2 separate regions of the Homo sapiens genome follow, and region 1 is linked to region 2. A link is a contact called in ENCODE Hi-C data. All regions are on one chromosome and are shown on one strand. The core of a region is the stretch at or near the end of the contact, and the rest is flanking DNA. Distances in the headings are between cores, read along the strand shown.

Region 1 (5,278 bases), core at 2,734-5,233, 6.0 Mb after region 2:
TGACCCTAAACCTTCTCCACACCCACATTAATTCCTTATCCCCTAGGCACGTGCTGTAGGACACACAGGCCTGGGAGTACTGGAAAGCACACAGGATCTAGAGTCAGAAGATATGGGTTCATGTTCTAGATCCGCTACTTACTAGCTATGAGATTTTAGCTTTCTGAACCTGTTTTCTCATCTGTGAGGTGGGAATATGAACTCTAGCCCTGGCTTCCTTGCCAGACCAATATGGAAAATTAAAACTAGTTTTCAAATGAAAATGTTATTCAAAGGAGTCACCGTTATGACCTGACATCTAAGGCTGACCACACCTCACAATACACATGCAGGGTAGCTCAGGTCCGATTGTGGCAGGACGTAAAGGTTTGGGCCTTTAATGTTTGTTCTCTCAGTTTAAAGGGCCTGAGATAGACACTGCAGGGAAGAGCAAGGAACAGGGAGCAAGTATGTGTATCACTCACCCAGTCTGGAAGGCTTCCTGTAGATCCTCTCTCATACACCTGCCTGGTACAGGAAGAGGCAGGGGAGGAAGCCCCAGGGGGTGGGGGTAAGTGCTGGGATGCCTGACTGTGGTGGCAAAGAATGGGAGGATTTGGGGAGGGAAGTCAGGGAAAGATCATGAAAGTGGGAGACACTCTGCTCTGCCAAGTTGGAGCTTGCTGTGTCCTGCCCAAAGGTCAGCTGTGAAGAACCCCCTCTCCAACACCCCTTTCCAACCTCCTATGCAGACCTCTCCTTCCCAGAGCCCTGGCTCCTGCTGGGGTGGTGAAATCAACCTAAAGTAACCTAAACCAATGTTCTCATTTTATAAATGGGGAAAGTGAGGCTCAGAGAAAAAAAGTGAAATTTCCAAAATTACATGCTGAGTTAGTGGTGGGGCCAAGAACCCACGTCTTCTGACCTCTGATCCAAGGCCTTTGCACTACACCAGACATCAATGTTCATACATACATGCATACACGTGGGCGGGGGGGAGAGACAGTGAAAGAGAAGAAAAACTGTTGACCTCTTCTGCACACACACTTTTAGAAAATGGGCTAGAGGACTCATATTTTGCATGCATACACAGACCACACTCCCCTGCCCCTACCAGCCAAAGCAGGTGGCAAACATCTGGGGCTCAGTAAGCAGGGACAAAAAAAAAAAAAAACAGGCAGGCCAAAATGGTATGGCTCAAATCCAGACAAGCTCCCCATGCCCTCTTGCCTCTCATCAGGATAGGGCACTCCCCTCAGCACAGGTAACCCAGCTAAAAAGGTGCTCAAACCCAAAACTCCGGGCACCCTTCTTTCCTGCTGAATCAAGTTCTAGACAATCAGTGCAACATCAAGCACCTGACAGGAAATGGCAGCCCTGGAATGCTACGGCAGGAGCCATGGATGCAACAGATACCTGGGAAGGCCCTGCAAACCGCCTGCCTTCATCTCCAGACTACTGTATGCCAAATGTATGTTGGTATTACTGGGATGTGGTGATAAAAAAAAGGCTGGCTACCTGATGAAGAAAGCAAGATCCTTCCAAACTCCACTGGGTCTACTCAGGGTACCCACACTCTCCTCCCACCCATCTTTCCCAAGCGTAGCAGTCACCTGCCCAGCAATTCAGGCCCCAAACCATCCTTCCTCCAGCAAACCTCCAATTCCCAGGTACCCACCCATATACAGGTTCCCACCCTGGGCCCAAGCATCACTTGAGCGAGTACTTCAAACTTCAACCAGAAGAAGGCCAGCTGCCTAAAGGTGGCCTAGGAGCTGCCATAGAGAAGGAAAAAACAAAACCAAACCAGAGAGCCAGGTATCCTGGATTAGAGAGAAGCACACTGTTGAGCAGTGAAAAGGACGGCCTCCTGCTGGCCATGCACACCTGGGACATGTCACTCTTCCCCTTCCTGATGCCCCAAAGCAGGGTAACAACACCTACACAAGGCCAGCCTGCCTAAGTCAGTCCAAGATAGAAAAAAGGAATTCAGGCCTCAACTACCCCCTACGTCAGCTATGCCTCTTTTTCCCACAGGCTTGCCCAACCACTTCAGGGAGTGCCTCCTTGAGGCTGCCCAGGACTCCTGCCTCTCCCTTCCACTAGCCTTCCTGACCCTCTACCCACTGCCACTCCCTCACCATGGACAAGGATACCTCAGAAATCTGTGGCCAGACTCCAAGAAGGAAGAAATTCGCTTACCCAACACCTCCTAGAGGATCTATCTGAAACCATCCTAGATCTGTGGCTGAGCACCAGAAAGCACCAAGTTGGATAAGGAGGCCTGTGGTGCCCTCCTCAGGTGGGAATGAAGCTTCCTATTCCATTTCAGCCAGGAGACACCCACTCAAAAACACCCTTTTCCAGCAAAGCTCAATTTCTGCCCTTGGAATCCCAACTGATCACTGAACATTATCATCACTTTTCCACCATATCAGCAAGGCAGCAGCTTGCCCTAGCCCTTGGGAGACTTCTAGCCTGAAGCCAGGCCTAGGAGGAAAGCTATGGCCTTTGTTGCTGACCCCTGGCAATCATGTTCCAAAAGGGACAGAATTCCATGGCTCCATTCTGTTCTGCGGGCCCAAGAGTGCCCTATCCTCTGGGATCTCCTACATCCTGGACCAGAGGAGAGTAGAAATCTTCTGAGAAGGACTCACACCCCACCACCAAGCTGACCGGTCCAAACATCTCCATAGGAAGTCAAGTCTGCGGGATGATGTGCAGAAAAGGCCTTGACATTGCCTTCAACGAGGAAAAGAAGAGGACAATTCCCTGAACCCACCTCAAGGGAGACAGAGCAATCCCTGTGAGACTGATTTCCTGACTGGTCCAGCAGGCCAGGATATTATCATAGATGAATTGGCCTGGCAAGGTATGAGTAAATATGAGTCAACCTACATAGGAATAAACCAATGACCACATCAAACACCCTCACAGTCACAATAATTACCACTTATCTAGTGCGTACTACATACAGACGCTACCTAGTTTAATTCAATCCTCTAAATAACCATTTCTGGGATCCATTTCACGGGCTCAGAGAGATTACTTCTACTTTCCCAAGGTCACACAGCTGCTCAGCTTCAAAGTGGAGTTTTGAACTCAAGTCTGTCTCCCTTCAGGACTGCGATCTTTCTATTAATACTATACTATGCTGCCTGCCTTAAAGGAAGTGATGACAACAGATTGGAGAAACGTCTTATTTTTACAGCCTCGACCTAGGTGGCCCGGGCTAAGAGATGTGCGGGGTGCCTCTCTGTGAACTCCCTCCGGCCCACTAGGAATCCCTGTCTTAAACCCGGAGTGATTCTGAAGGGCCGGGGTGGGGGTGGATCTCTGACTCCAGGTCACCTGTGGGCCTCACACCACGAGAGGACCCCTGGCCCAACACCCTTTTTCCGATCCGCGCCGCAACCACAACGGTCCCAGCCACCCCCTCTCCCCACCTCGAGCTGCCCTCCGCCCCAGACTTCGCCGCTGGCTATCCTACTGCTTCATTCCGTCTCGCCGCCGGCGAAAACCGGCCCCGGGGCTTACCGCGGGTGGGCGGATCTTGCAAATGCCCGATTTCTCTGCGATGGGCCTGATTTTCGCGATGTAGCCAAGAGGGTCTCGGAACTCGGCCCAGCTAGGCTCGAACACCGGGCACTCCGGTGGCGGTAGGAAATCGTCGGACCCCGGCTCCATGGTGGGCCCGAGGTCTGGGCCAGGGATCGGGAGGCTTGGACCGCCCTTAAGGACTCATGGCGCCGCCGCTGTTTGAAGCCGAGGCAATGCTCGGAGGCTAGGCCCTAAGCGGGGCAGCCGCCGCCCGCCGAGGGCCTAAGGGGGCGTGTGGCCGTCGTGCTCTGAGAGTCTCAGGCTGACTCTACTGCTACCGCCTCTTCGTCCCGCTCCGTTTCTTCCAAACTGTGTGGTTGCCTCCCCACTACCGCAGCCTTCGCCACCACAGTTACCTCCCAAACGCCGCGGCCTTCAGCGCCGCCGCCGCCATCTTGGTTTGTCAGCGTCTCCCCTCCCCACACCACAACAAACCGGATCCTTCCGCGGGGTGTCCTTCCGAGCCTCGTATACGTTGCGTCACACCAAGCCCTAGGAAACCTTCATATAGTGGAGACCGAGCTAAATAGGCTGGTATGGGTTTCTATTTGGAAGGGGTTACTCAAAAGTACCACCCCGGACTGAGAGAAAATAGTTCATTGCAACGGCGGAGGAACAAGATTGTAATTAGTTTGCCGGATCGTCTTTCCGGATGGACCGGCGGTGCACGTTTAAAGGCCAGTGATGCGCATGCGCGTTATGGAGACCGGAAGAGGAGCTGGTGTCCGTGGGTGGTGGAGTCAAACCGGCACTCCCCCGCAGACCTCAACCAGGTCGCTAGCCCCGCACCAGTGTTCTCTGTCCCTTCTCCCTGGTCTTAACGGTATGGGCCGCGGAAGGCGGCTCTGGGAGCCTGATTGCAAAGGACCCCTTATGCTGGCCCGCGGGATGGGGGGAGATGTACTAGGCTCCAGCTCTAGACACTGACACCTCTGGGGCTTTGAAATAAGGAAGGCAGGAAGCTGCTCACTCCCCGGGGATTATGGATTTTTAGGATTCTGAGTCCCAAGTAAAGGAAGGAAATCTTTATTTCATCCAAGGTTACAGGTAGAGAGATGGGGTTTCGATTCTTACCCCCCAAAAGTCACTGGGAGTCAGCATTTTAATGAACGCTTTCAACTGTTCTGTATTCACTTTTACCATGTACACATTTGTGGCATATACTCCTACAAAATAAGCCTGTGTGTATGTATACTTTAACTATTGGATGTTTAGCAACGGCGTATTTATCCAGTGTCAACTGTGTAAAACACCTGTTTGCCCATTTGTGAGCCTACAGTGCACTTACCAAACATCCGTGTACTTTTATTGTATTTATTGTGTATAGCCCCTGTGCATTTGGTACCAACTGTATGTACATTTAGTCCTATCGTGTGCATGTTCCTTGAGCAGTTTCTGAATAGGTTCATTGCAACTACAGTACTTTGAATGAGTATCATCAAACCAGTACTTTGTACATATACATCAGGCATCTACTGATTGGAGGATCATCTGTGTCATTCATCAGCTGTGGACCTACTGCATATAGTTTGAACACCTACTGTGCAAATATTTGAGTACTTGCGTACATGCTGATTAAGTAATTTTGTTTTCCCCCATCAGACTATGAATTCCTTAAGGGCAGGGACCATGTGGCCTTATACATCCTTAGCACTTGGCATGTTAAGCAGTAAATGAATGTTGAGTAAACAAAAGAAAA
Region 2 (5,170 bases), core at 1,557-4,056:
TGTTGATGGGTTGAGAAGCAGAAAGGGGAGTTAGATTTGCCCAGGAATATGAGGAAGCCTGATAAGAGGGTGGAGGCAGGGAAGTGGAGAGACGATGTTTGAAAGACACTGGACGGCCCAATAGAACCATGGATGGGAAGATGAGGCAAAGGCCCAGTATGGCCATCTGACTAGGAAACCATGAAGAGGAGGGAATGTTCAGGACGGTAGGGGGTAGATTTTGGACCACTGAGTAGGTAGAGAAATCCTTTAATACATGGATCAAATTAAGCAGTGGGGCCATAGATGGACCTGGAAATTTCAATTATTAGTGTCCAGGAAGTAACAGAAACCATGGGCATGGGTGAGAGAGTTTGCAAGAGGCCAGGGATCAATGACACAACCTGGGGTTTGCCCTCAGATATGAGGATAATTGAAACTTATTTTCTTTGTCCTGTGAGTTCCAGCCCCAGTCCCACCATCTTGGGCAAAGCCAAGGATTGTTTTCTAAGCAGAAGAGGGGGTGAGCAGGGCCAGGCAAATACTGCAAGTAATGGCAACCCTAATTAAGTGGCTGTTTACTAAAGCCCAGTGGTGGGGGCCCATGAACTTCTAATCACTCTACTGTGTGTGTTTGTTTTTTGAGACAGAGTCTCTGTCGCCCAGGCTGGAATGTGGCGGCACAATCTTGGCTCACTGCAACCTTTGCCTCCTGGGTTCAAGCGATTTTCCTGCCTCAGCCTCCTGAGTAGCTGGGATTACAGGCGTGCACAACCACGCCCACCTAATTTTTTATTTTTAGTAAAGATGGGGTTTCACCATATTGACCAGGTTAGTCTCGAACTCCTGACCTCAAGTGATCCACCCACCTCGGCTTCCCAAAGTGCTGTGATTACAGGTGTGAGCCACCAAGCCCAGCCTCTACCGTGTCTTTCTAAGCACTTTAGTGATGTTTCAGCTTGCAGCCTCATGGTGCCATGATGACTGCCATGTCCCCAGAGATGGAAAAGCAAGCAGGGAAGACAGAACACCTTCCTTACCTGTCTGTGTTCTTTTAACGGCTGGAACTTCCACAAGCTCCTCAGCAGACTTCCTGTGCCATTTCTTGGCTAGAATCAGATGACATGGCCACTTCTGGCAGCAAGGGAGGATGGGAAAAGGAGGGCCTTGCAAAGGGGGACAGGATTGCCAGGCTGGATTTAAAAGGTCTAGAACTCACCCAACTGCTCTGGGAAGTGGTAGGGTCACTGGTGTGGGCAGAGGTTGGCCTCTGGAAGGTGGAAAAAAAAAAACGGTCTAGGGCTGGGAAAGGAGGTCTCTTGGATTTACCTGGCTGCCCAGATAAATGGGGAGGGGGAGTCTGCAGAGGGGCAATGGGGAGAATCAATTCAGAGAATCTGACAAGATTCAACTGGGCTTGAAGAGCAGCTATCTGCCATGTGTCTGACTCAACTCAAATGCCACTTTCTTTGGGGACCCTTAAGTGAAAGGCCTGCTCCCTTTCCTCACCCAGAGCTTACACAACTGAGTTTGTGACCCCTCATCTATGCCAGGTCTGGGCTGGGGGCTGGAATCACAGTAATAAAGACACAATCCCTGCCCCGCAGAGATTAACTGAAAATAGGTAAATTATGAAATTGTGAGGGGGAAGGGAGGTTCGAAATTAAAGTCATCATCAACGGGGCTGGCAGCCCCAGCAGAGGAAAGAATAGCATAGCCTAGAGCAGTGGTTCTCAACCAGAGACATTTTTCCCCCAAAGGACATTTGGTAATGTCTGGAGATACTTGGTTGTCCTGAGGGGTACTACTTGGTATCTAGTAGGTAGAGGCCAGGGATGCTGCTACATATCCTGCAATGCCCACAACAAAGAAATGACAGTGCTGAGGTTGAGAGACCCTGGCCTAGTCCAAGGGTTCTCAAACTTTGGGTCTCGGGATTCCTTTATGTTCTTAAAAGTTTAAGATATTCAAAAGAGTTTTTGCTTATGTCATATAGCCTCTGGATTCAGAAGCCTCTGGATAATCACACTGTACACCCCTGAGAGAATGAGAGTGAAAAAGTATTGTGAAAATAGTTTTCATTTTGTGAAACCCCAAGAGGATTTTTGGACCGGTAGACAGGCTGGGACCACTGGGACCACACGGTTGGAGAATGTTTGGCCTGGTGTTTAAGGTCACAGCTCTGAAACCAGATTTCTCAAGTCTAAACTGCAGCTCCACCACTAATTAGCTGAGGGACGTTTCTGGTACTCAGCGTCCCCATTGTTACCCATGGGTGACAAGGACAGTACCTGCTGCCTGAGGCTACTATTTTAGTCCAATAAAGCACTTAAACTGGGCGGACAGCTAGTTTAGTTATGATTGCTATGACTCCAACAAACATAGGGCCTGGGGCTAACTTGTCTTCAACACCTTGTCTAGTGAATAAATCTAGTTCAGGAAGAGAAACAACAGCCCGCAGGCCTCGGTGGGTCTCTGGAGGTGGAAACCTCTTTTGCATTGGGTTTTGATGGTACAATGAAGGGCATTCTGATCAGGCTAACAAAAACACTGCTCCCAGGGTAGGAGTCCTAGCCCACCTCGGGAACCTCAGCCTCCACTTTCCATGCCACCTGTGCCCTAAGTCTACAGGGCGTTAGGACCCCACAAGGCACTTTTGTCTTTCTTGGTTCCCACTGAAGATTTTACCCCACCTAGCCCTTCGACGCGTCTGTGCACGGGGCCATTTCCAATATGGCAGTAGCCCCGCGACTGTTTGGGGGGCTCTGCTTCCGTTTCCGGGACCAGAATCCGGAAGTGGCTGTTGAGGGGCGTCTTCCAATCTCGCACAGCTGCGTTGGCTGTAGAAGAGAACGGACGGCGATGGCGACGGTCGCAGCAAATCCAGCTGCTGCTGCGGCGGCTGTGGCGGCGGCAGCGGCGGTGACTGAGGATAGAGAGCCACAGCACGAGGAGCTGCCAGGCCTGGACAGCCAGTGGCGCCAGATAGAAAACGGCGAGAGTGGGCGAGAACGTCCACTGCGGGCCGGCGAAAGCTGGTGAGGCTGGGCTGCGGTGGAGCCTCGGCAGAGGGAACGGTGGGGGCATTGACAACCGCTGGGGATTCGGCGGCCGAGGGCCGCGGGAAAGCTGCTGCGGGGTGCGGGGGCGGGGGAGTGGCCGGCGGGACAGCGGGCTAAAGGGGCGGGGAAGTGCCTTTGAATGAATCGCAACGTCTGGAAAAGGGGCGGGGCCTGTGTGGTGCAGTCTGACGCCTGAGAACAAAATGGGGTTTGTTGTGATGAGACCAGTTTCGGTCCTGGAGGTGGGGCCGGGCCTGCGTAGTGAAACTGCGTAGGAACCTGGGAAGAAGGTGGGTTCTGCTACATAAGGCGGGGGCGCGGCCTGCGCTGCGTAATGCAACTTTTGGGGGCGAGGAGCGGTTTCCGATTGCTCCGGGGCGGCTGGGAACGAGGCGAGCTTTGTGACGTCAGCAGAAGAGCGGGATGGAGCCGAACGGTCCGAGGGAGGGAGCGGGGACCTCCGTGGGGGAGGGGGGAGGAGCCTGGAGCCTGGGAACGAGGTTAGGTTGGTGACGTGAGCTGAGGGGCGTGCTCTGAGGCCGAGGGACGACAGTGGAGGGGAGGTGGTGCCTATGAGGCAGAAAATGGCGCCTGCGAATAAGCAAAGTTTATGACGCGCCGTGGTTTTTGATTCTGGCGGAAGCCTTCCCGAGTCGAGAGAACGTGCAGGTGATTAGCACCGGAGGGGCCTTCCATGTTTAATTGGTTTTCTGTGTTGGTACTGTTTTGTTTTTAGAATCAAGAAAAAGTCGTTTTTTTAAAAAATAGAATTTTGATAAATCGGCTTGTTTTACTGATTTCTTGCTAAACAGTCCTTCTTGAAATTTACTGCTTCTGAGTTCATTTTATTTCTCGCCGAGTTGCATCTCGTTTTTTAATTGTGAAATACGTAAGACTTAAAAAGATTATATAAAACATTTACGCAGCCCAGATTGACGGACATCCTGTTAAAATAAACGGCCTACACTCTTCAAAAATGTCAGGATCATGAAAGACAAAGGCTGAAGAACTGTTCCAAATTGAAGGAATTAATGCAATTTAACGAGTCATGATAACTAAATGCAACATGTGATCCTCGATTGGATCCTGGAACAGAAAAAAAAATTATTTTAAAAATCAATTTTTTATCATAAGATTATTTTTGTCTCTTTTACTGTAAAAGGCAATGGAAACGTCGGTGAAATTTTATTAAAGTGGGTAGATACTAGTACTACTAATAATTGTGATCATTGTGGCTGTGAAAAATAATATCCTTGTTTATAGGAAATACTGAAAAATTTAGGGATAAGAACGCATCGTGTAAGCAGTTTATTCTCAAATGCCTGAAAAATTAGCATATATAAATTTATATATGGCGAGGGGAAATAAAATTGGGGAGATGTTGGTCAAAGGATACAACATTTCAGTTAGACAAGAAAAATAAGTTCAGATCTATTGTACAACTATAGTTAATAAATTCATTGTATACTTGAAAATTACTGAGAGAAGATTTTACATGTTCTACCACCCCCCAAAAAATAAGTATGTGACGTAATGGATGTGTTAATTGCCTTGACTTAGTCATTCCACAATGTATACATAAGTCAAAACTTCATGCTGTACACTCTAAATATATGCAATTTTTGTCCATTTTAAAATAAATAAAAATACCAAAAAATGCATGTAAAGAAACAACGATTGAGCAAATGAGTAAAATATTAGATTTGGAGAATCTGGATGAAGGACATATGGGGATTCTCTGTATTATTTTTGCCATTTTTCTCAATCTATTTCAAAGTTTAAAAATTAAATAATAAATAAAAACGTGTGAATTCACCATCCATGTTAAGATTCAGAACACTGTCTTAAGAAATCCTTCTGTGCCCCTCCCAGATGGAAATTCCCCTCCTTGCTCCATGGGAAACTGTTATCCTGAATTTTGAGTTAACAGTCTCTTCCTTTTCTTTAATGTTTTACCACAGCTGTATGCATCCCTAAGCGGTATGTATTGTCTAAGCTTTCACTTTATACATATATGGAATACATATATATAAAATTCTACTGGATGCATACTGTGAGCCCTTATCTTCGCATCGGGTAATACATGGTATCCACATGGCATCATTGGTGATGTTAACCTTGATCACTTG

The links. Hi-C counts contacts between places; a loop is a spot of excess contacts on that map. Pooled maps may share reads with other maps.
Region 1: a loop to region 2 is called in a pooled map, with 17 times the contacts of the local background. The contact joins the promoter of KDM5C here to the promoter of USP11 in region 2. A Hi-C loop is called at or near these places in 4 of 50 pooled maps.

The regions. Positions count from the first base shown.
Region 1 is chrX:53,221,224-53,226,501 of GRCh38, forward strand. KDM5C (lysine demethylase 5C) reads right to left here and starts at 3,984. Exons shown (of 26, transcript NM_004187.5): 1 at 3,517-3,984. The coding sequence starts at 3,666. It also overlaps a transcript of IQSEC2 not described here. RefSeq lists enhancers at 3,526-3,625, 3,866-4,245, 4,084-4,378, 4,256-4,305.
Region 2 is chrX:47,230,203-47,235,372 of GRCh38, forward strand. USP11 (ubiquitin specific peptidase 11) reads left to right here and starts at 2,807. Exons shown (of 21, transcript NM_001371072.1): 1 at 2,807-3,017. The coding sequence starts at 2,842. RefSeq lists a cis regulatory region at 2,462-3,684 and enhancers at 2,687-2,736, 3,162-3,745.